Linked DNA regions of Mus musculus: all the other regions are linked to region 4. The links are chromatin loops, found by intact Hi-C in ENCODE. Cell type or tissue: gastrocnemius. All regions are shown on one strand. Region 1 holds the start of Zfp473 (zinc finger protein 473). Region 2 overlaps Fuz (fuzzy planar cell polarity protein). Region 3 has its middle 16 kb from the start of Izumo2. Region 4 overlaps Tsks (testis-specific serine kinase substrate).

Region 1 (5,000 bases), 210 kb before region 4:
GCAGGTGAATTAATCTCTTCATTCTACCTGGACAACTGCTGTTTCTACACTACCTATATTTTCCTTAAGCCATGACCCACAGTAACAAAAACAATGTATGTTTATGGGTTCTCCATTCACAGATCCAGTCAAACTCATTTAAAAAATGGTTTTTATGGTTTTTAAAAATCCTGTTATCTTTCGAGGCTGGAGGCTCAGTAGTTAAGAACACTGGCTGCTATTCCAGAGGACCTGGGGTTCAACTCCCATCACCCACATGGCAGCTTACAACTGTCCGTAACTCTGGTTCCAGGGACTCCTGACACCCTCACACAGACATACATGTAGTCAAATCACCAATGTACATAAAAGAAAACATAAATTCTGTATGTTTCCAACATATACAGGTGCTACTATTTTTAGTATAATAGTTATTTGCATAGCATGTACATTGTACTGGGTATTATAAACTAGATGTTAAGATAAATTTGCACATGGGAGGATCTGCCTGGGTTATATACATAAACTACACTGGTCATGCTGAATAGGTAAAGGCCAAATAGCCAGTTTGGGGCCATACTGGGCCACACCTTTTGGTAGTGGAAAGTGAGAGGTGGATATGAACAAGATACATTGTATATGTCAACATTTCTTTTAGGCTCCACCCCATAGTTACCTGGCAACAGCCAAGTGTGTCTGACTCACTATAAAAGGGGCTGCTTACCCCCTCCTCACTCTTACTGTTTGTCCATTCTCCCCCATTCCCCTGCCCCTATCTCTATGGGTGGGCCTCTACTCATCTACTTACTCTCTACTCTCTCTCTCTTTCTCTGTCTCTACTACCCCCTCAATTCCTCTCCCCATGCCCTAAATAAACTCTATTCTATACTGTACCTGCCTTGTGGCTGGTAACTCATGGGGAAGGGAGCCTCAGCATGGGCCCACAGAGGCACCCCCTCCCCCCACACCATACCTCACCCTACCAAACATATCCCTGGCTTCCCTTTCTTTTTTATAAATCACAGCATTGGTGCCCGAGACTCGGATTTAGAAACTCAGAGGTTCACATCTCCCACTGCCACATGGGCAACCACCGGATCGCTCACTAGACCAATCTACCCAACCTTCGGAGAACTGGGAGCTTCCTCCCCCCACTGGTACGTGTAAACATCTGTCTGTCCCAAGAGAGAGCTGTTGAGCTCGCAGCCACCCTGTCGTGTCCTTGAGGACAAAGACATTCAGTCTTTATGACTAGTCTTCTCGCGGGCCCTTTGTTATAGGACCTCTAATCCTTGGGTAACCCTCTCTCTGTCTTGGAAGCAGTTTTTTGTCGCTGCTGAAAAAAAAAATCCTAAACATAGGTAAACTGTTCTCCCGTGGGCCCGGGGCCCACTCAACCACTAGCTTCCACATGATGACCCGGTAAACTAAGACTTGGATGCCTGCTTGTGTTAGCACCGCATCCCTGGATGCCTCCCGGTCTAATTCACAGGCCAAACTTGGTCTCTGTATTCATTAAGCAGCAGTATCTCTGCATAGCCCCTTAACTGGCACTGTGAAAAAAGCTCTCGCTAGAGATCCATAGGCAATTTCCCTCCTCCCGCATTCTCTTACTACCAGTTCCCAGCCCCGAGAAAAGTGCCCACCTGCACCCCGCCCACATCTCACTCTCACACTCTCTGCTCTGCTGAGCTGCCCCACATCGGCTGCCTAATTATCCTCAGCTCTCTCTTACCCCCTGCCTCAAGTCAGCTCCGCTATTCAGTGCTTCGTGGCACGTGTGCAAGCTCTTTTGCACGGCCTGAGCAGAGTCGCTAGACTAGAACACCTCTTCAGGCCCTAGCTCTCGCCCCCGCCCCACTCACTTGCCGCAACCGCTCCGCCTTCCCACAGCCATCCATCCCGCCCTTCTTGCAGGGACTTTGCTCGGCCACAGCGGCCACCACAGGCCGCCAAGCGAGCTGCACTGTTCCGCTCAGATTCATCTGGATGCCTGTCTCTGCTGTTCTAAGATACTTGAACTGCTGCCTCATCTTTCCTCTCTAGCGCTTTGCTTTTTCTGCCACTCATGGCGCAATAGTTTCAAGGAAGATGGCGCTAAGGCTGAGATTTCTAAACAGTAAAAGGTTAAAGATCACTGCCTTAAATACAGAAATCTGCTAAATATAATAACGTTTAAGTTTATGACAGACAGAGACTTCCAAAGCCTAATAGTGACTCCCCAAGGTCTCCGAGAAGATAATGGACACAGTGACAAGACTGCTGGATTGTGATATGACAACCACTGAGAAGCACCAATCCATTGCCTTGTCCCCTGCCAGGGCCTGGTCTATACTGTGGACAAACAAGATACCCTGAGAGTCAAATGTCTTATAATGCTTAAGTCAAGGTTGGTCATTTCTCATTTCAAACGTATTTACTCTGCAGGAAAAAGTTTTTCATCTTCTGGGCCTGACAGACCGACTCTGCCCAAGTTGCCATGGAGACCACAGGGACCTGGAAACTTTTTGGACTATAGACCAACCTCTGTCATTTTAATTAATACATGACACCTAGATTATAATTTATTCTTCCCAGATTTGACAGCTAAGCTTGATGGCTAGAAAACAGACTTAACTCCTTACTCTAAGGTAATCCACAACTATATTAGCTCATTAGTCAATTTGTTAACTAGCTAAGACTACCAGATCTCTTACCAAAGTCAGACAGGTCTGCCTTGCTCGCAGACTTCATGATAACGATACACAAGTTCCTATGTAACCTTTCACAGGTGTAACCTTCTGCTACTTCCTTATCTAAACTCGCTCTCCAGTGACTAAACGCTTCAGATTTCCTCTCCTTGCTATGCCATTGTCCTAACATTAACCAGTGGAGTTCTTGTAAACCAGCCTAACCCTAATAAAAGACATTCCACTATATGATCCACTTTCATATTCACAAGTTCAAATACAAGTTTCCTTGGTTGTCTTTTAACAATGGACTTAAGGTTGTTTCTCATTTTACTATATATATACATATGTAAATATATATATATACATATATATATATATATATATATATATATATATATATACATATGTAGAAATATATGTACGTACACATTCAGTATCCTAGACAGAAAAAAAAAATCCCTTCTTGCTCCTTCTGCTCCATGAAAAGTTTTTGTCCTCCTTAAGCTCATCTTAAAGACTATTCATGCTGTTAACAAATTTATCTCTTTTATAAACTTACAAACTACAGGAAACCCACTCCAATCTACTTCTTATGGACTAAATAGTCTCCATCCAGGTAAGTACACCTGCCAAGCAATAGCCTACGTTCTCACTGGCTACCTATTCCAGAGGGTGAGATTGCTCTCCTGTTCCTGGGATTGGGACTCCTCTTACCCCAAAGACCTAATTTTTTTTCTCCCAAACGTACTTAACTTTATTCTCTACCTCCTGTGTGTGTGTGTGTGTGTTTCAGCATCTTGCCAAATCCAAGCGTTTACTCAAAATCTACACATAAGACAGCTCCAGAGAAACAACCCATAGATGCTCCAATTTTCTCTTACAGCCACAGATACTTCTACTGGACCTGCTCCTTCTGATCTATCCACAGTTGGTTCCACAGACCCTGAGCAGCAAGGACACAGCCAATTCTCCTAAGACTTCACCAACATCCCCACCCCCATCTTCTTAGGTTTCCCAGAGACACACTGCCCCAATAACAACAGAAAGTTAGCTAAAGATCATGATGACCCTATTTTTTGCTTCACCGTTGCCTCTTTCTAATTTTTCCTTTTTTAAAATTAAACCAAAACAAAGGAATGTTAGCATTTCTTCTACACTCCACTCCACAGTTACCTGGCAAAAGCCAGGTATGCCTGACTCACTATAAAAGGGGCTGCTTGCCCCTCAGTCCCCACACTCTCTTCCTTCTCTGTCCCTTCTTGCCCTATTCCCCTCTCTCTACACGTGTTCATGGCCGGCCTCTACTCCCTCTCCCTACCTTTCTCTGTCTCTACTACCTCTCAACTCCCCTCCCCATGCCCTAAATAAACTCTATTCTACACTATACCCACTGTGGTTGGTACCTCAAGGGGAAGGGATGCCTCAGCATGGGCCCGCAGAGGCACCCCCTTCCCCAGCACCATACCTCGCCCTACCAAACATATCCCTGGCTTCCCTGGCTTTTTAAATAGAACATAACAGTATATATTTGAGATGCTCAAATAATAGATACAAATAATCTTTCCTTTTAAATTTGTTTATGACTGCTTCAAAGTGCTATGTGTGTACACCTAAGTGCCTTTAGAAGCCCAAGAGGGGGTTTGATACCCCGAAACTGAAGCAATAGATGTCTCTGGGCCATTATTGTAGGTATTGGTCGCGAGAGGAAACCCCCGCTTAAGAGCCGGGCCTACGCCCGGCTGTGAGCACTCAAGGGTTCAGCATTCTGTCAGGGCCTCCCACCCCGGCCACAGAGGACTAAGGCCATGGGCGCCTGGGCTTAGTCTCCGTACCTCGGCATGGCTCCGTGTCTCCGTACCTCAGCATGGCTGGCAACCCAAAGAACATATGCTTTCCAGGATCCCAAGAAAACCCAACTCCTCATGAGGAGGGCTCCCTCAGAGTACAGGGGGAAATTCCTCCGAGGAAGTTCCGGTTCCAGAAACTTCTCCTCAAATTTATCCCACCCAGGTAACTCCGCGCCAAATTCCAGGACCCACCACCTGTGGTCTCCACCCACTGAGCCCTCTAGGAAGTAGAGAGGAAACAGATTCATGGCTAAGTGACACCAAGGTTGGATGGCCCACTACCCTGTTATAGGACTACTTTCACCTTCTACACCCCGAAAATTCCATTTGGAGGTGACAGCGGGTTGCCATAGATACAGTTTGAAGGCAAAACTGAGATTACAGAGAGAGCACAGAAGCAAGGAGAGTTTAAAAATGACAACAGGACCTTTGATTGGTGGCTGTCACGTATTTCATCAAGATTGACGTCAGACATGCGCAGTAGAAGGAAAAGCCCGCCCCA
Region 2 (5,000 bases), 57 kb before region 4:
CCCTTTCAGGGTTTGCAGAGGCCACTGGCACAGCCTTTGTCAGCCTGCTTGTATCAGGCCGAGTGGTGGCAGCGACAGAGGGCTGGTGGCGCCTAGGCATGCCTGAAGCTGTACTACTCCCCTGGCTGGTGGGGTCCTTGCCACCACAAGCTGCTCGAGACTACCCGGTGTATCTGCCCCACGGGAGCCCCACGGTGAGTGGGCGGGACCAGGGCGGGGCTTCCAGCAGGGCGGGGCCATGCTTAGCCCTATCTTGTGCCCGGCTACAGGTCCCACACAGGTTGTTGACCTTGACGCTGCTGCGTGGCCTGGAGCTGTGTCTGCTGTGCGGGCCGCGCCCGCCCCTTGGCCAGCTGGACCCACAGGTGAGGCGGACTGTTGCAGTGCTGCCCCTGTGCATCCCCTCCAACAGCGCCACCTGCTGCATGCAGGCCCTGGCCAACCAGCCCTGACCTCGCTCCCCATCTCACCCCCGTAGTTAATGGAACGCTGGTGGCAGCCTCTACTGGAGCCCCTCCGGGCCTGCCTGCCACTGGGCCCTAGGGCGCTACCCGAAGGGTTCCCACTACACAGCGATATTCTTGGGTAAGGCTCGATGGTTGGGCCCAGGGCCGGGAAGGCCATTTGCTCTGCCAGTTCCCCACAGCCTGATAGTGCTTTCCCCCAGTCTGTTGTTACTCCACTTGGAACTGCGACGCTGCCTCTTTACTGTGGAGCCCTCCAAGGATAAAGGTGCGTGGGAACGCAGTGAGTGGGAGGGCCGTGAGCCAGAGGCCACCTAGTCAAGGTGCTCCCTCTTCTTTAGAGCCTTCCCCTGAGCAGCGCAGGCGCCTCCTTAGAAACTTCTACACGCTGGTGGCCACCACCCACTTCCCGCCAGGTGAGTGGTGGGCATGGATCCCACATGGCATGTACACCCTGAAGCCGAGAATGCACCACATGCCTGAGTTGCCCCTGTCAATCTTACTAAATCCCTGACTTCTTCTTCAGTCAGTGTTTTTACAGTAAGCACAGGCTGGACATTTTGTCCCATGCCTGGAATGTCAGCCCTACTGTGGCCAAGGCAGAATGACCACGGGTTTGAGGCCACTTGGGCTATCTAGTACCTCCAAAGACCTGACAACTTACTGCTCCAGCCTCCTAGGCAAGCACTGTCAGTTGTGCTGATCCCGGTGATCCTAACCGCTGAGCAATGCTAGGTGGCAGTGCTCAAGCAGCCACTCCTGTCACCCTCCACAGTGCTGGGCACAGCCTTGCTCAAGCTGAGGCAAGTGAGGAGCCTGCAGACTCCACATTGGGAAGTTGTCCCAGGTCCCTAAGGCCCCAAGAGACACAGGCAGGGACCTAACGGTGCCCAGCCGGATAAAGACCTCACAAGTGTGCAAATCTGGAGGCCTGCACTTGAGGACAGGGTGTGATCCTCTGGAGGGTGACACCAGTGCTGAGGGCACTTGGGGTCCACTGCACGTTAGGTCTGTGAGTACACGGTGGTCATAGGAAGACCGCAAGGCTAGGCGGGAAGAAGCTGATCTGGGAGTTACTGTGGAGGAATGGGCTGGGCTGAGGGGTACCAGGCCCAATGAGGAGGCTGTGCTGCTCAACACAGTCCTCTCTGTCCTTCCTCAGAACCAGGGCCTGCAGAGAAACAAGAGGACACAGTCTACCCAGCCCAGATGCCCAGAGCCTGTTATCTCGTGCTAGGGCCAGGCATGGGGTGGCAGCTGGTGGCTGTGCAACTAGGGCTCCGGCTGCTACTATTGCTGCTCTCCCCTCACACCCCCACCCACGGGCTGCGAAGCCTAGCCACCCGCACTCTGCAAGCCCTCACCCCGCTCCTCTGATCACTCAGGGTGGGCAGTCAATAGCTGGGGTAATATTAGCGTCTCTCTGTTTATTCGCTCACAATAATACACAGCCCCTGGATGGGGAAAGGGAGGAAGGGGGAGGGTGACAGGGAAGGGGGGGGAGAGGTACCTACTTCCTCGGCCCCTCTCCCCTCTGTGCTTCGGGGGACAAGGGAGGGAGGGTGCTTCCCTTGACCCCCCCCTAGAATGTAAACAGCAGCAGATGAACAAAAATAAAATACAAAAGGCCAGAGGGAGCTCCCAGGCGCCCCCACCCCGGGCTCTTTGCTGTCGCCACTGGAGGGCCCCTCGCTGTCCCGCTCCACCACAGCTGCCTCCATCCCAGGGCTGCCTGGCACTGGCCATATACCAGGGCAAGTCCAGGGCTCAGAACTGCTGGGCCAGCAGCTCACACAAGTGACGGGAGACAGGCTCTTTGCTGGTGCGCAGGGTTAGACGGTACATCTGTGTGGAAAGGCGAGAGCCCGACAAGGGTACAAAGTCAGAGGGGTAAGGTAGGTTAAAAAAAAGCCAGAGGAGAAGTTAATGAGAAGCACAGGAAGGAGGGCTAGGTGCAGGGAAGGCGGGGTTCGCAGGGAAGGTGAGGTCACAGGGATGCCCACCCTCTGCACTCACTTGGGCCTGGGCATTGGGCTCCAGCCGAAGCAGACACCCCACCTGCAGGGCCTTCGTCTGGATGATTCCAGCACCCACAAAGTTCTCAGGGTTGGGATCCACATTGTCCAGAAGAGCAGAGCCAAACCCCAGAAGCTGCAACGACATGGGTATTAGGGAAGCAGAGCTGAGAAGCCTCCAGCCTACTGCAGGCTAAACTCTCAGGGGTGAGAACTGGTCCCAGCACCTGATAAACGCCCGTCTGTCTCACCTTGGCCTTAGTAACTTCAGCATCCATCGGGTGGTTGGCTTTGAAGATTTTCTGTGCCTCCTGCAGGGGGCTGGAAGGTTGAAAGCACTGTCAGGCATCTGAGGCCCCGCCCTCAGCCCTGCCCCGCCCCTCAGCCCCGCCCCTCACAGGCTCAGCTGCTTCCAGCGCTGGAAAAAGTCTTGGGCCGCCATCTCTGTGGGCTGGAAGAATTTGTTGATGGTCACTGGGAGCTTCAGAGTGAGGGACTGGGCGGTGCCACCGTACCTGAGCAGATGAGGAGCAGCTCAGCTGGGCCCCATCCCTGAAGACACTGCCTCACTGCCCTACAGCCCACACGGTGCTGCTCGCACTTACCGGAAGCGCACCGACAACAGTGGCGGCGTCAGGAAGTCTCGCAGACACTCAATGTTGAGTACTTGCTGCACCTGTGCGCCACCGTCCACTTGTGCCGCCACACGCTTGGTCTGCACCGCCAGCTGTGGCTCCATAGTCAAGGAAGCCAGGGACAGCGGTGGCACAACTGAGGCATCTTGAGGAGCGCAAGCCCAGCAGCTAGAGGCTCTGGGCCACTGCAACTGGCCTACACCTAACTCCTCCTTCCTCCTGTGAGATCTGGGACCCCTGGGAATATACTTCTCCAGCCTCCACTCCTAGCTTCAATGGACCCTAGTGGGCACGCTGGGACTTTTAGCCTCCAGTGCAAACTAGGTACATAAAAGTGTCCTGAGGAATAGATGAAAGCACCCAGCACCACAACATGCCTGTGTTAGTAGTGGTCATGCACCCAGATGGAAGCAATGACTGTCACCATCTGTACACAGGTCTGATTTCATGGAAATGGCTGGTATCTACACTCACCTACTCTGCCCTACTTCTGACAGAGCTTTCTACCCTGGGCTCTGGAAAGGCTGGTGAACGAAGCAGAAGGGGAAAGGCCAGTTAGTCTCACACATTCAGAATGAGGCCAATATAAGGGAGAGGGGGCCTGGCTCTGCCATACACATTCCAGGACATCCCAACTGCTCTTCCAAAAAAGCCACGGAAGCCAGGCTCACTGGTGCACACCTACACTCACAGCGTGGGAGGCAGAGACAGAAGACTCACCTCGACTCAAAGCCAGCCCATTCCGGAGCAAGTGGAGGTCAGCCTGGGTGATATTAAAGTTTCACAAACAACACAAGATCCTCATAAGCAGAAAGAGAGAAGCTACCCCCCGGAGGGTTAGGAGGCAAGTCACTCAGCTGATGTAGTGCAGGCCAACACTGCAGGCATCCCTGGTTAACCTGAGTGCAGCAAAAGTAAGGTGCCTGGCAGGGTACCTGGTGTGCTGGAAGTCACATACTGCATACTGGGTTACTGTCACCTGTGCCAGAGTAAAGAGGTCTACCAGCTATGAATAGTTTTACAAATGACATGTGCCTAACTCAGAGGGAGGGACTGAGCAAGTATGGACCTGGTAAGTGTTTCCCAGGGGCTTACTGGGGTGGGGTGGGGCACAAGAACACAGGATATGAGTCTGGAGGTCCCCAGGATGGACCACGGTGGGCAAGAAGTTCTGGAACTGCACAGAAGTCTTGTTGCCATAGAAGAGATACATGCGGCCTGCAGCGGGTGGGTGAGGGCTCCATCCAAGCTCCTCTGATCCCATACCCTGCCACCAGCCCAGCCAGGGGATACTGCCAACAACCCCACCCCTCCCCAGCACCCCTATTCCACCTCTGGGCCACCAGGACACACCCAGGTTCTGCCGGAACTCAGACTTGACTCCAATCTGCAGCAGCTGGTTCTCAAACAAGACCCCACTATTCTTACACACGAACCTAGGCAAGGTGGTGGGAGTCAGAATGGGAGGGCTCCTGTGTTCCCCACCTGTCCCCGCTCCCCTGCCCACCTCTCCCAGAACTCACTTATTCAACAGTTCATCTGCTTCTGGAATGGGAGGGCCTATGTCCTCAGGACCTGGGCTGGGGGAGAGGAAGAAGGGTGATGCCTAGGGGGCTGGAGGAGAAAGGCACAGGCAATGCTCTCTTGGAAGGAGACTCCCCAGAACCTACAGGCCAAGCTTCCCCTGAGACCCTCTGTTATGGGAGTGGGACCCCAGGAGAGGGATCTCCCAAGAACCCCAGCTTTCACTGTTTTCTAACCCTGCGTTTGCCAGTCACCAGGCACCCTTAAAGCCCACCCTGGGGACATCCATCAACCCAAAGCCAGAGGCCACCCCTTACTCAGCAGCTGGAGCTGGGTCAGCCAACAAAGCCATGGGGCTCTCA
Region 3 (5,000 bases), 230 kb before region 4:
CCCTTAACTTCTGCATTGGATCTCTAATGCCTGGTTTTGTAGAGTCCAGTACTTTAGGCTAGGCTGGTCTGGAACTCACTTTGTAACACACACTAGCCTGGAGCTCACTATAAAGCCTAGGCTGACTTCAAAATCACTATGTAATTGACACTGGCCTCCAACTCTCAGCCATCCCCCTGCCTGAGCCTGCTGTGTGCTGAGATTGCAGGCATGCATACCTTGCCTAGCCAGGCTGTAAAAGCCCCTTAGATTCTCTGGCTGCCAGCCTTCTCTCACTCTCACCCAGCCCAGGGAAGTTGTCAGCTGCCTCCCTGGGTTCCCACAGGAATCCCCCTGGGATGTCTGCACCAAAGCTGTGATAATTGCCATGGTGTAATTCTTTAATAACTGTCTGTCTCCCCTTCCCAGACTGTGTTCCCTAGAAGTCCTCATCACGTTATAATTTCAGCACAATTTAATTATCCATTGTTCATGTCCCTGGGAAATTCCCATGAAGTAAGGGTAATGGCAGAGTTCAGTGGGAAAATTGCAGAAGGGAAGAAGAAAGAAAAGAAAAGAAAAAAAACAAAAGAAAAGAAGAGAAGAGAAGAGAAGAGAAAAGAAAAGAAAAAAGAAAAAAGAAAAGAAAAGAAAAGAGGGAAACCCCAAACACCCTTACATTTATCCCAATAAAATGTATTATTGATAGAAAGATCGCCTCCCATGCACAAAACTCTAGGTTCTATCCCCAGCCTGGAATAAGCTGAGAGAGCTGGTGTCCACCTGGAATCGCAGCGCATGGGAGTTGGCTAAGAAAGGTCGGTTCAAGGTCAGGCTAGGGAAATGGCTCAGTCAGTGGAGTCCTTGCCTTGCAAGCTTGAGGATCTGAGTTCCACTCCCAGAACCCACAAAAAGGCTGGATGGTAGAGTGCACCATAGCATGCAGGAAACTCTGGGGCTGGATGGTAGAGTGCACCATAGCATGCAGGAAACTCACTCTGGGGCTGGATAGTAGAGTGCACCATAGCATGCAGGAAACTCACTCTGGGGCTGGATGGTAGAGTGCACCATAGCATGCAGGAAACTCACTCTGGGGCTGGATGGTAGAGTGCACCATAGCATGCAGGAAACTCTGGGCCCAGTGCCTTCTCTGTGTAAATAGGGTGTCTGGCGCAAGCATGTAATTCTTGCACTTGGAAGGCGAAGGAAAGGAGGACCTGCATTTCAAAGTAATCTCAAGTTATGTACAGCGAGTCTGTGAATACTCCAGACCCTGTACACCAGGTCAGCTTTAGAACCAATACAAGTGAGTTTGGGCTCCCTTGGCCGAGGTGACCCCCCCACCCCAGTGAATACTGTCTTCCATGTATGCTGTGAGATTCTTTTACCCTCCACTCCTTAGGGAAGAGCCACAGTGAGGGGGAACTTTTACTGCTGGGAACTGTGGGGAGTTGGGAGGGCAGGGGCAGCATGCTCTGAGATGAGACCTCAGGACAAAGTCTAGCAGACTTCATGTCACCCAGTAAGTGGAGTAGGATATTTGTGTTCATCCCTGAGCCTCATCCCTGGGGCAGGATCTTGGGGTGGCATCAGAGACTGGATCCTGGGGAACACTGGACTTCCTCGTGTATCTTGCACACCGACAGAGGCTTGATAGCATGTGTGTGTCATGCAGCTGTCGTGTGCAATGCTCCACAGCTCAGCTAAGGGTGGATTAGCACCTCACCCATTCACGTAGCGACTGTGAGAGTTTCCAGACAGTGAGTGCCAAGAAGAGGTAGAGCCAGGCATGGTGGTGCACACCTTTAATGCCAGTGCTGAAGGGCAGAGGCAGGAAGATCACTTTGAATCTAGCCAGCCACGGCTATATTGTGAGGCCATTTCCAAAAGGAAAAGAAGAAAAAGAAATAGAAAAAAAAAAAAAAAAAAGTACCTTCTATAGGCCTCCCAGCAGAGGGCAGAAAAGCAGCGGGGAAAGACTCTTCCGATGTGCTGCTGGTTAGATACTGGTTTATCTTCTCCATCGTTGCACACTTGGTGACCTTCAAGGATGTGGTAGGTGGACTTCACTATGAAAGAGTTGGGGCTGCGTGGAGCCTGGCCAGAAGGAGCTGTACCATGAATCAAAATTCCAGAAGCTTCTGGCACGGGGGTGGGGGTGGGGGAGCCCGCCCAGCCTTCCTGGGAAGGCTGGTCCCCTTTCTTACCTGTGTTTGGGACAGTGCCTTGCTCTGTAGCTCCAGGTGGCCGCGAAGCCTTGAATTTCCTGTCTCAGTGTCCCATTGCCAGGATCACAAGCATGTGTCACCGTACCCCTCCTGGACCTGTAACCATCTAACTCCCTGCCCTCCGTGGGCGTTCATAGCTCAGGGCTTTCTGCGCAGGCTTGCAGACTCCCTGCCCGGCCTGTCTTTCTCTCCCTTTTAAAAATAATAACTGGACAGCTAAGGGGACAAATCTGGTATAGCAGTGGCATGCTCACAGGTCCTTCCTGTCTCCATTTCTGTCTCACGCGGATCCCATTACACACCAAGTAAAATCTCATTTCTCTTCCCTTCTTTTATAAAATAAGCAAATTTGGATCTGTAATTTAGGTTTCACACTTGCCTTGTAGATAATGATGTATAACCCCCGTGTTTCATAAAAGAAGCCACTCCCAGCAAAATTAAATGCTACTAATGCTATGTTCATGCTACTAATTATGCTCAGCACCATGTCCCAACTCCAGAGAAGTCAACCTTCATTCTTTGGTATTTCTTATGTGAGCATATTAAATGTGTCATAAAAAAAATAACTGGTCCTTTGCTGTACATATTTCTTTTCAACTGAACTTATCTGTGTTTGTGCACGTGTACATGTGTGTGTCCATATTGTGGGCGTGCATATGTTGTGGTGTTTTGCGTGGCTGTCAGAAGACAACCTCTGAGAGTCCATTCTCTTTCTATCATGTGGGTCCCAGGGAGCTAGGCATAGTGACAAGTGTCTTTACCCAGGGATCCATCTCACTCTCCCTCTTCTTCCCATTTTAATGGCTGGTCCTTGAGGCCTGCATCCTCTCTCTCTGAAGAGAACTCCCCCTGGGCCCACCCTCATCTCAAGCCCCCTTCCTCCCTGCTGACCTCCATGCCTAGTGTCTCTGGCTCCAGCAGTTCTCTGACAATCTAGGTGGCCATTTGGTAGTTAAATCACTCAGTACCCTGAACAAGGTTAGAACAGTCCATTGCATGTGGTGATATTAATACATGGTATGTACTGGGTCAGCAATAATGATCACTATTGTTGCCATAATGAATTTGCCTGGACTCTTTCATATACAGAATCAAAATAGCTTAAGCATTTTTTAAAAAGATTTATTTATTTATTATGAGTACCCTGTAGCTGTCTTCACACACACCAGAAGAGGGTGTCGGATCACATTACAGATGGTTGTGAGCCACCATGTGGTTGCTGGGAACTGAACTCAGGACCTCTGGAAGAGCAGTCGGTGCTCTTAACTACTGAGCCATCTCTCCAGCCCCCTTAAGCAAAGTTTTTTAAAGTTTATTTTTGTTTTTTATTTTTTGCTTTTCAATACAGGGTTTCATTGTGTAGTTCTGGCTGTCCTGGAACTCACTCTGTAGACTAGGCTGGCCTCGAACTCACAGAGACTCGCCTGCCTCTGCCTGCTAAGCTGGAATGAAAAGTGTGCACCACCACAACATGGTACAAAGTTTTATTTTTTTTAAGGTTTTTATTTTTTATTATATGTATGTGTGTGTCTATGTATGGTAATGTGCCCAAGGGTGCAGATACTCAAGAAAGGCAAAACAGGGCACTGGATGCCCTGGGGCTGGAGTTACAGATGGTTGGGAGCCACCCCGACATGAGTGCTGGGAACTGCAGTCGGGTCCTCTGCAAGAACAGTAAGTATATGCTCCTAACTGCCGAGCCATCCCTTCAGCCCTGAGAACTTGCGGCAGTTCACATGGTTACCACCTGCTCAGAGATGTTCTACCTAGCAACCACATATGTAAGTCCCAAAGAAGACTCTAGTTGGCTCCCTTTGCCAAAGCACCCAGGTTCCTAAGCAGACAGGAAATACCATGAACCAATAACTAGTTGAGATTGGGTGGGGTCCAAGATTGAGGAAAACGGACCTCATGTGTTACCTCGTCCCTTCACTGTCCCACTGGGACAGCTGAAGCCAGGCTTCCCTGCCAACAGAGCAGCCTGTGACATTTTCCCATCCAAAAGGGGGACAGTAGCTGCTTGAGTTTTTGGCAGTGATGTTTGGCATCTTTATGTATGCATGAAATTTTTTGGTCAGGTAACTTATGCTCATTATAAAAACATGGTCAGAAACATGAAAGCACCAATCTCTTCTATCTGCATAGCTTAGAGACTCAGTTTCTCCCGAGTGTGTGTCTTCCTGCTCCTCTGTACTGTGTATGCCCGCTTGCCATGAAGTGTAACTGCCAGGTGGGAAAGCCCCTTCCTCACCTCCACGTGGAGACCCTCCATCGATTCCCCACCAGTGTCACGTGCTTCCACATTTTCTATATTCTTCACCCGTAGCTTTTGAACAGATGTAGCTTTATTTTGCTGTAACCACAGCATGGAGACATTCTAACCTCTTCAGTCCACTCCTGGTTGCTGTCTGCAGCACTGGGGCTCAGTGCGGAATGTCAGCTGTCTACATCACTGCTGGTTAGACTTCCGTCTGCTCCCTGTGCTACACATTTCTCACAGTATTCCCAGTTAGGGATGTAATCTTTCTTCTCTCGGGCCCCTCGTTGGGGGAAGTATTCTTCAAAGTCAGATTCTCAGGATCCTTGTTTCCAAGGCAACAGCTTCACCCAGAGTCATCTCCTCTGCCCTGACCTTGAACTCTGGATTCTCCTGTCTCTACTACCAAAAGTGCTGGGGCATTGCAGGTGTGTGCCACTACACCCTGTTCATTTTTCAATGGCTTATTAAATAGAGACTTCCTACCAAGCCAAGAGCTTCTTTACGAAAGGGAATTACTGGCTAATATAGGAAGT
Region 4 (5,000 bases):
CAATTCCACTGGGCTCCGCAGGCACATAGCCACACATCCACACACTCATATGCATAGATTAAAATAAAGTAAAATAGGCCGGAGAGATGCCAGCACTGGCTGCTCTTCCAGAGGTCCCGAGTTCAATTTTCAGGCAGCCACCACAGAGTGGTTCAATGACCATCTAGAATGAGATCTGGTGCCCTCTTCTGACCTGCAGGTGTACCTGCAGGCAGAACACTGTATACATAATAAATGGGTAAATCTTAAAAAACGCATATAAGTTGGAATTGATTGAGCAAGACATTACCAACCTTTGTTCTCCACACAATACACACACAAAGAAAGTGAGAACTGGATGTCTTGTGGAAAGAGCTGAAAGTGGGCTTCCAGTCCAACATAGGGTCAGCTTTAACTCGGTTTTTTTGTTTGTTTGTTTTTTGTTTTGGGGGTTTGTTTGTTTGTTTGTTTGTTTTGAGACAGGGTTTCTCTGTATAGCCCTGGCTGTCCTGGAACTCACTTTGTAGACCAGGCTGGCCTAGAACTCAGAAATCTGCCTGCCTCTGCCTCCCGAGTGCTGGGATGGTTTCACCAGGTACCTAAAGAAACAGGGCCGGGCCTGGTGCTTGTTCATACCTTTAATTCCAGCAGAGGCAGGGTATCTCTGTGACTTCCACTCCAGACTGATCTACATAATGAGTTCCAGGACAGCTAGGGCTATGTAGAGAGACCCTGTCTCAACAAACAAAAATAATAAAAATTACCAGCCAGATGGAGCCTAACCAGGCCTCCTCCATCTGGTGACCCTCCTTCCCAGCCAGGGGCAGCAGTTATCCACGGAGTCCCTGCAGCAGCTGCTGGAACGTGCGCTGACCCCGCTGGTGGATGAGGTGAAGCAGAAGGGTCTGGCTCCTGCCTGCCCCAGTTGCCAGAGGCTACACAAGAAGATTCTGGTACCAGGGACCGTGGGTTGCCATGACCCACGTTACTTTTGTGTTTTGCAGGGTTTGGGGAGCCTGTGGCAGGAAGGGGAGGCCTTGCCTCTGTGCAGGCAGGACAAAGAGCTTGTGTTGTAGCTCAGTCACTCTGCAACCTGGAGTGACACTTTGGTTCAAAGCATGATAAGACACTGGGTCTGGGATATCTCGGGACATATGGGGCAGATTCTACTCTATAGCTCATGGAACATGGGCCTGATTTTCTGTAGCCCTTCAGGGAGGTCACTGGACTCAGAGGGACCCTTGATGCTAGACTGGGGGACCCACCAACACAAGCCACAGCCCTAGAGTTATTATAACTTGAGGTCTTATCCGTTGTGGGATATAGAGAGCAAGTGCATGCTATTGGCCTATGGAATGATGGGATCCAAATTATACTGAGCAGCCCAGGAATGCATGGGAGGTCATGGCCTGGGGCTGCATTGGAGGCCTGCACTGGGGGTTATGGAGGTTCATGCATGATGGGTTTGTGGCCTTAGGGATGATGGGATATGAACTGTAGTGAGCTGCAGCCCCACTAGTACATAAAAAGTCATGGGGCCTGGTGAGCTGTGTGACTTAGAACATTGTAACAGTAGGGACCATTCCTGTGACAGATGCTGCCGTCACAGATGCAGGGTCTTGAGAATTATGGGACACAGAAGGGCACCACAGGATGCTGGGATAAACACGATATAGGAAAATTCACAGGCATTAAGGGGACAGAACTTCAGATGTGATCCAGCTTGCTGGGACACGGGCCAGTGCACTAGGGACATTGGTGGATTTCTTGCCAGATGCAGTTGGGGAGAGCAGTCAATTGTAAGATTCCCCGGGGGTAATTCCCAAAGTCAAGGCCTGACGGGTTACTTTGGGTGGTATGCGGGCTCCGTGGGACCCTGCCCCTTGCCCTCCGCGACCCAGCTCCCCCTCCACCCCCAGCCCAGTCCAGTAAGCCCAGCGGCGCCTACACTCCTCTCCCCAGGAGCTGGAGCGCCAGGCCTTGGCCAAACACGTCAGGGCAGAGGCCCTGAGCTCCACCCTTCGGTTGGCCCAAGACGAGGCCGTTCGGGCCAAGAACCTACTGCTGACGGACAAGATGAAGCCGGAGTGAGGACAGAGGCGGAGGGCATGGGAGGAGGGTGAGGTCTCTGGATAGGGCCTGGCTCCTCCTCCTGCCTGTCACCCACCCTATCCTGGCTGGCCTCCCCACAGTACTGATCCCCAGCTGGCTGTCATTGCAGGGAGAAGGTGGCCACTTTGGACTATATGCATTTGAAGATGTGCTCCCTCCACGACCAACTCAGCCACCTGCCACTTGAGGGGTCCACGGGGGCAATGGGGGGAGGAAGCAATGGAGGGGCTCCCCCTAAACGTGGGAGTCCAGGCTCTGAACAATAAATGGCCTCTCATGCTGGCATGAATTCTGACAACTATACTTTTTGATGCCAACTCGTCAGGCGTGGATGCGAGACAAGAGGATTTCCATGGGCTCTGGGATAGCCTGGGTTACATGGTGACACCTTGTCCCAAAAGCAAAATGGAAAAGAGATGCAGCTCCCACCGTAGAGCACTTGCTGAGCTTGAAGTTGGCACCCAGGATGCAGGTGCGCCAGACTTGACTACACAAGAACCCTAAGCTAGCCTAAGCTAGCCTGCGCTTCATTAGACCCTGCCTCAGAAGAACAAAGGGGCTGGAGAGATGGCTCCGTGGTTAAGAGTGCTTACTGCTCTTGCAATGGACCCAAGTTCATTTCCAAGCTCATGTGGCTGCTGGCAATTATCTAGCCAGTTACAGGGGATCTGACACCCTCTGCTGGCATTTCATGTACACTGCACGTGGCACACACAAAACACTGATCCACATAAAATAAAATACAAAAAACAAACTTTAAACCGCGAGAAAGGGAAGGGGGGAATGGAAAGAACAAAGAGGAGGAGGAAGGAGGAGCAGAAGAGGAAGAGACCATGTCCCCGAGGCTGTGTGACAGAGGGTCCTGGAGTTTTGCTGGCCCTCAGTCCCCCAAGTCCTAGAAGAGTCCTTCACCCATTTTGCAGATGAGGCAGTAAAATGACCCAGCAATCCTCAGAGGCATTCGGTTAAGGATAAAGCTCTGTTACTGGTTTTGGTTTTGGGTTGCTTTGCTTTGAGGCAGGTTCTCACTATGTAGCTCTAGTTATCCTGGAACTCACTGCATAAGGCCAGGTGAGGCTAGCCTTGAACTTACAGAGATCTCCCTGCCTCTGCCTCCCAATACTGGGATTAAAGGGACAATCCCCTTACCCCCCGGTTCACACACAAGCACACTTTGAGATTGGACCTTGCTATGTAGCCCAGGCTAGCCTGGAACTCAGCATCCTCCTACCTCTGAGTTGATTTTCAATAGTAGGATACAGTGGTATAGTCCATCATCCAAGCAGACACAGGAGAATCAAGAGTGTGGCTACATAGGAAGTTCCAGAGCAGCCTGCCTGAACTACAGGACACCCTGCCTCGATCCTTTCTCCTCGCAGGATAGAATTGCTGTCCAGACCTCAGTGTGGAGATGGTCTGACGGACCTTTGGTGTTGGGTGACAGGAATGAGGTGCCTGATTGTGAGAAGCTGACTGATCAGGTCTGGCCAGGGAGTTTGGGATGGAGCCTGCTCAGGTGGTAGTGCGGGCTGTGGTTAAGGTGATGACAACTGGGAAGTCAAGGTGGGGTGAAAGGGGTGCCCCACCCCCCACTCCACCCATGCCCCGCAGAAAAGCACAGTGGATACTGCACCCAACTCACATCTTTATTACCAGGTGGGTGTGGGAATCCCCGATACCCCTGTCTGCGCCAGCCAAGCCCTGGGAGCAACACCTTCCATCCTGAGGGAGACCAGCTCCCTGCTGAGGGGCTCACAAGTTGGTGGAGGATGTAGGGGTATTGGGGTCCACAGTCTTACAGGAGAGAAAGTTGTATCTATAATCCGAATTCTCCCCCCTGAACTGGCGCTTGAAATGCTGTCCAACCCGGAACAGGGAGGCTACATCCAACAGGGCATTTTCGATGTGCTGCCCCAGCCGGTGAGAGTCCTGCAGAGAAGCAGATAAGGCGCTAGGGGAGGCCCGGGAGACAAGTCTGAGGGAGGAGGCCCGGGAGGCAGTTCTGAGGGAGGAGGCTACATCAGGGACCTCTGGGATCTGAAGGGCTCAATCCCAGAGTTTAAAGAGAGAGAAAGAAGGCACTTAAGTTCCTCTTACTGTTTCTGTGCTTGATTTCTTGCTGGAGATATGGAAGGTGATTGCGTTTTCCCCCATGAAGATGTAGGAGATACCATACCCATGGTCATGGGCCTGGAGCAGGGAGAGTGAAGCAAGCCAATAGCCCAGCCTACCCTTCACGCCCGCAGGGCACCGTCCCCCACCCTCCAGCTGCCCAGAGGCTGGACCCAGTCCAGTTCACTCACAGGCCCAAATCCACCTCCAGAGGAAACGTAATCCGGATAATTGTGGACATCAATCAGGTGTGTCTGCTGCACAGGGACCTGGCTGGTGGACAGCAGCCATTGCTGCGACTGGACCTGAGGGTAGCCGGTGGTCACACAGAAAAGAATTTCTTTCCTCCACTGCAAGCCTGACCTCCCTAGGCCAATTGCCCCCAAATCAGTGGCTTTCCTCTGACCATGCCCCTCCCAACTAACCACGCCCCTTCCCCCCATGCCTTCTCCGCTCTGCTCTTTCTTCCTCCCTCCCCCTTTTTTCTGTTCCCCTTTTTTCTTTTTCTTTTTTTTTTTCTGAGACAGGGTCTCACTATGTAGCCCTGGCTGTCCAAGAACTCTCTGTAGACCAGGCTGGCCTTGAACTTAGAGATCTGTCTGCCTCTGCCTCCTGAGGGCTGGGATTAAAGTCATGGGCCACCACCATCACCCAGGACTGACCCCAGGACCTGTAGCATGCCGGGCAGGGGCTCTACCGCTGAGCCAAGCCCTTAGCTCTTCAGTGGGGGATTCTGGACTGATGCTCTACAGCTGAACCCCACTCTCCCCTCTGCATCCCACCCCACGTGGCTGTCT

What was found. Hi-C counts contacts between places; a loop is a spot of excess contacts. Peaks named below come from ENCODE experiments on the same cell type or tissue, not always from the same donor. Only the 100,000 strongest peaks of a DNase experiment are listed, where the experiment ranks them.
Region 1: a loop joins it to region 4, with 2.5 times the contacts of the local background. A loop is called at or near these places in 2 of 42 quality-filtered maps.
Region 2: it touches region 4 in a loop (1.9-fold over the local background); 17 of 42 quality-filtered maps call a loop at or near these places.
Region 3: it touches region 4 in a loop (2.4-fold over the local background); 20 of 42 quality-filtered maps call a loop at or near these places.

The regions. Positions count from the first base shown.
Region 1 is chr7:44,743,427-44,748,426 of GRCm38, forward strand. Zfp473 (zinc finger protein 473) reads right to left here and starts at 4,923. Exons shown (of 5, transcript NM_001289836.1): 1 at 4,484-4,923. In gastrocnemius, a CTCF peak has its summit at 1,928; DNase peaks (open chromatin) are centred at 1,879 and 4,705; H3K4me3 peaks cover 1,004 bases; H3K27ac peaks cover 1,016 bases.
Region 2 is chr7:44,898,507-44,903,506 of GRCm38, forward strand. It overlaps Fuz (fuzzy planar cell polarity protein), which reads left to right. Exons shown (of 11, transcript NM_027376.3): 6 at 1-194; 7 at 270-365; 8 at 479-585; 9 at 668-732; 10 at 806-880; 11 at 1,627-2,118. The coding sequence ends at 1,841. Ap2a1 (adaptor-related protein complex 2, alpha 1 subunit) reads right to left here. Exons shown (of 24, transcript NM_007458.2): 16 at 4,956-5,000; 17 at 4,638-4,694; 18 at 4,468-4,550; 19 at 4,243-4,332; 20 at 3,085-3,208; 21 at 2,878-2,994; 22 at 2,731-2,800; 23 at 2,481-2,615; 24 at 1,867-2,309. The coding sequence ends at 2,232. Among named protein-coding and RNA genes, the nearest start is that of Fuz, 4.9 kb to the left of the region's middle. In gastrocnemius, CTCF peaks have their summits at 400 (motif pointing left) and 2,754; a DNase peak (open chromatin) is centred at 297; H3K4me3 peaks cover 619 bases; H3K27ac peaks cover 863 bases.
Region 3 is chr7:44,722,548-44,727,547 of GRCm38, forward strand. No RefSeq gene overlaps it. Among named protein-coding and RNA genes, the nearest start is that of Izumo2, 16 kb to the left of the region's middle. In gastrocnemius, a CTCF peak has its summit at 1,942 (motif pointing right); no DNase peak of the experiment used is centred here.
Region 4 is chr7:44,955,656-44,960,655 of GRCm38, forward strand. It overlaps Tsks (testis-specific serine kinase substrate), which reads left to right. Exons shown (of 11, transcript NM_011651.2): 9 at 797-932; 10 at 1,942-2,066; 11 at 2,201-2,380. The coding sequence ends at 2,357. Cpt1c (carnitine palmitoyltransferase 1c) reads right to left here. Exons shown (of 19, transcript NM_153679.2): 17 at 4,395-4,508; 18 at 4,189-4,281; 19 at 3,717-4,020. The coding sequence ends at 3,844. Among named protein-coding and RNA genes, the nearest start is that of Tsks, 15 kb to the left of the region's middle. In gastrocnemius, CTCF peaks have their summits at 191 (motif pointing left) and 2,780 (motif pointing left); DNase peaks (open chromatin) are centred at 852, 1,984 and 2,726; H3K4me3 peaks cover 395 bases; H3K27ac peaks cover 2,103 bases.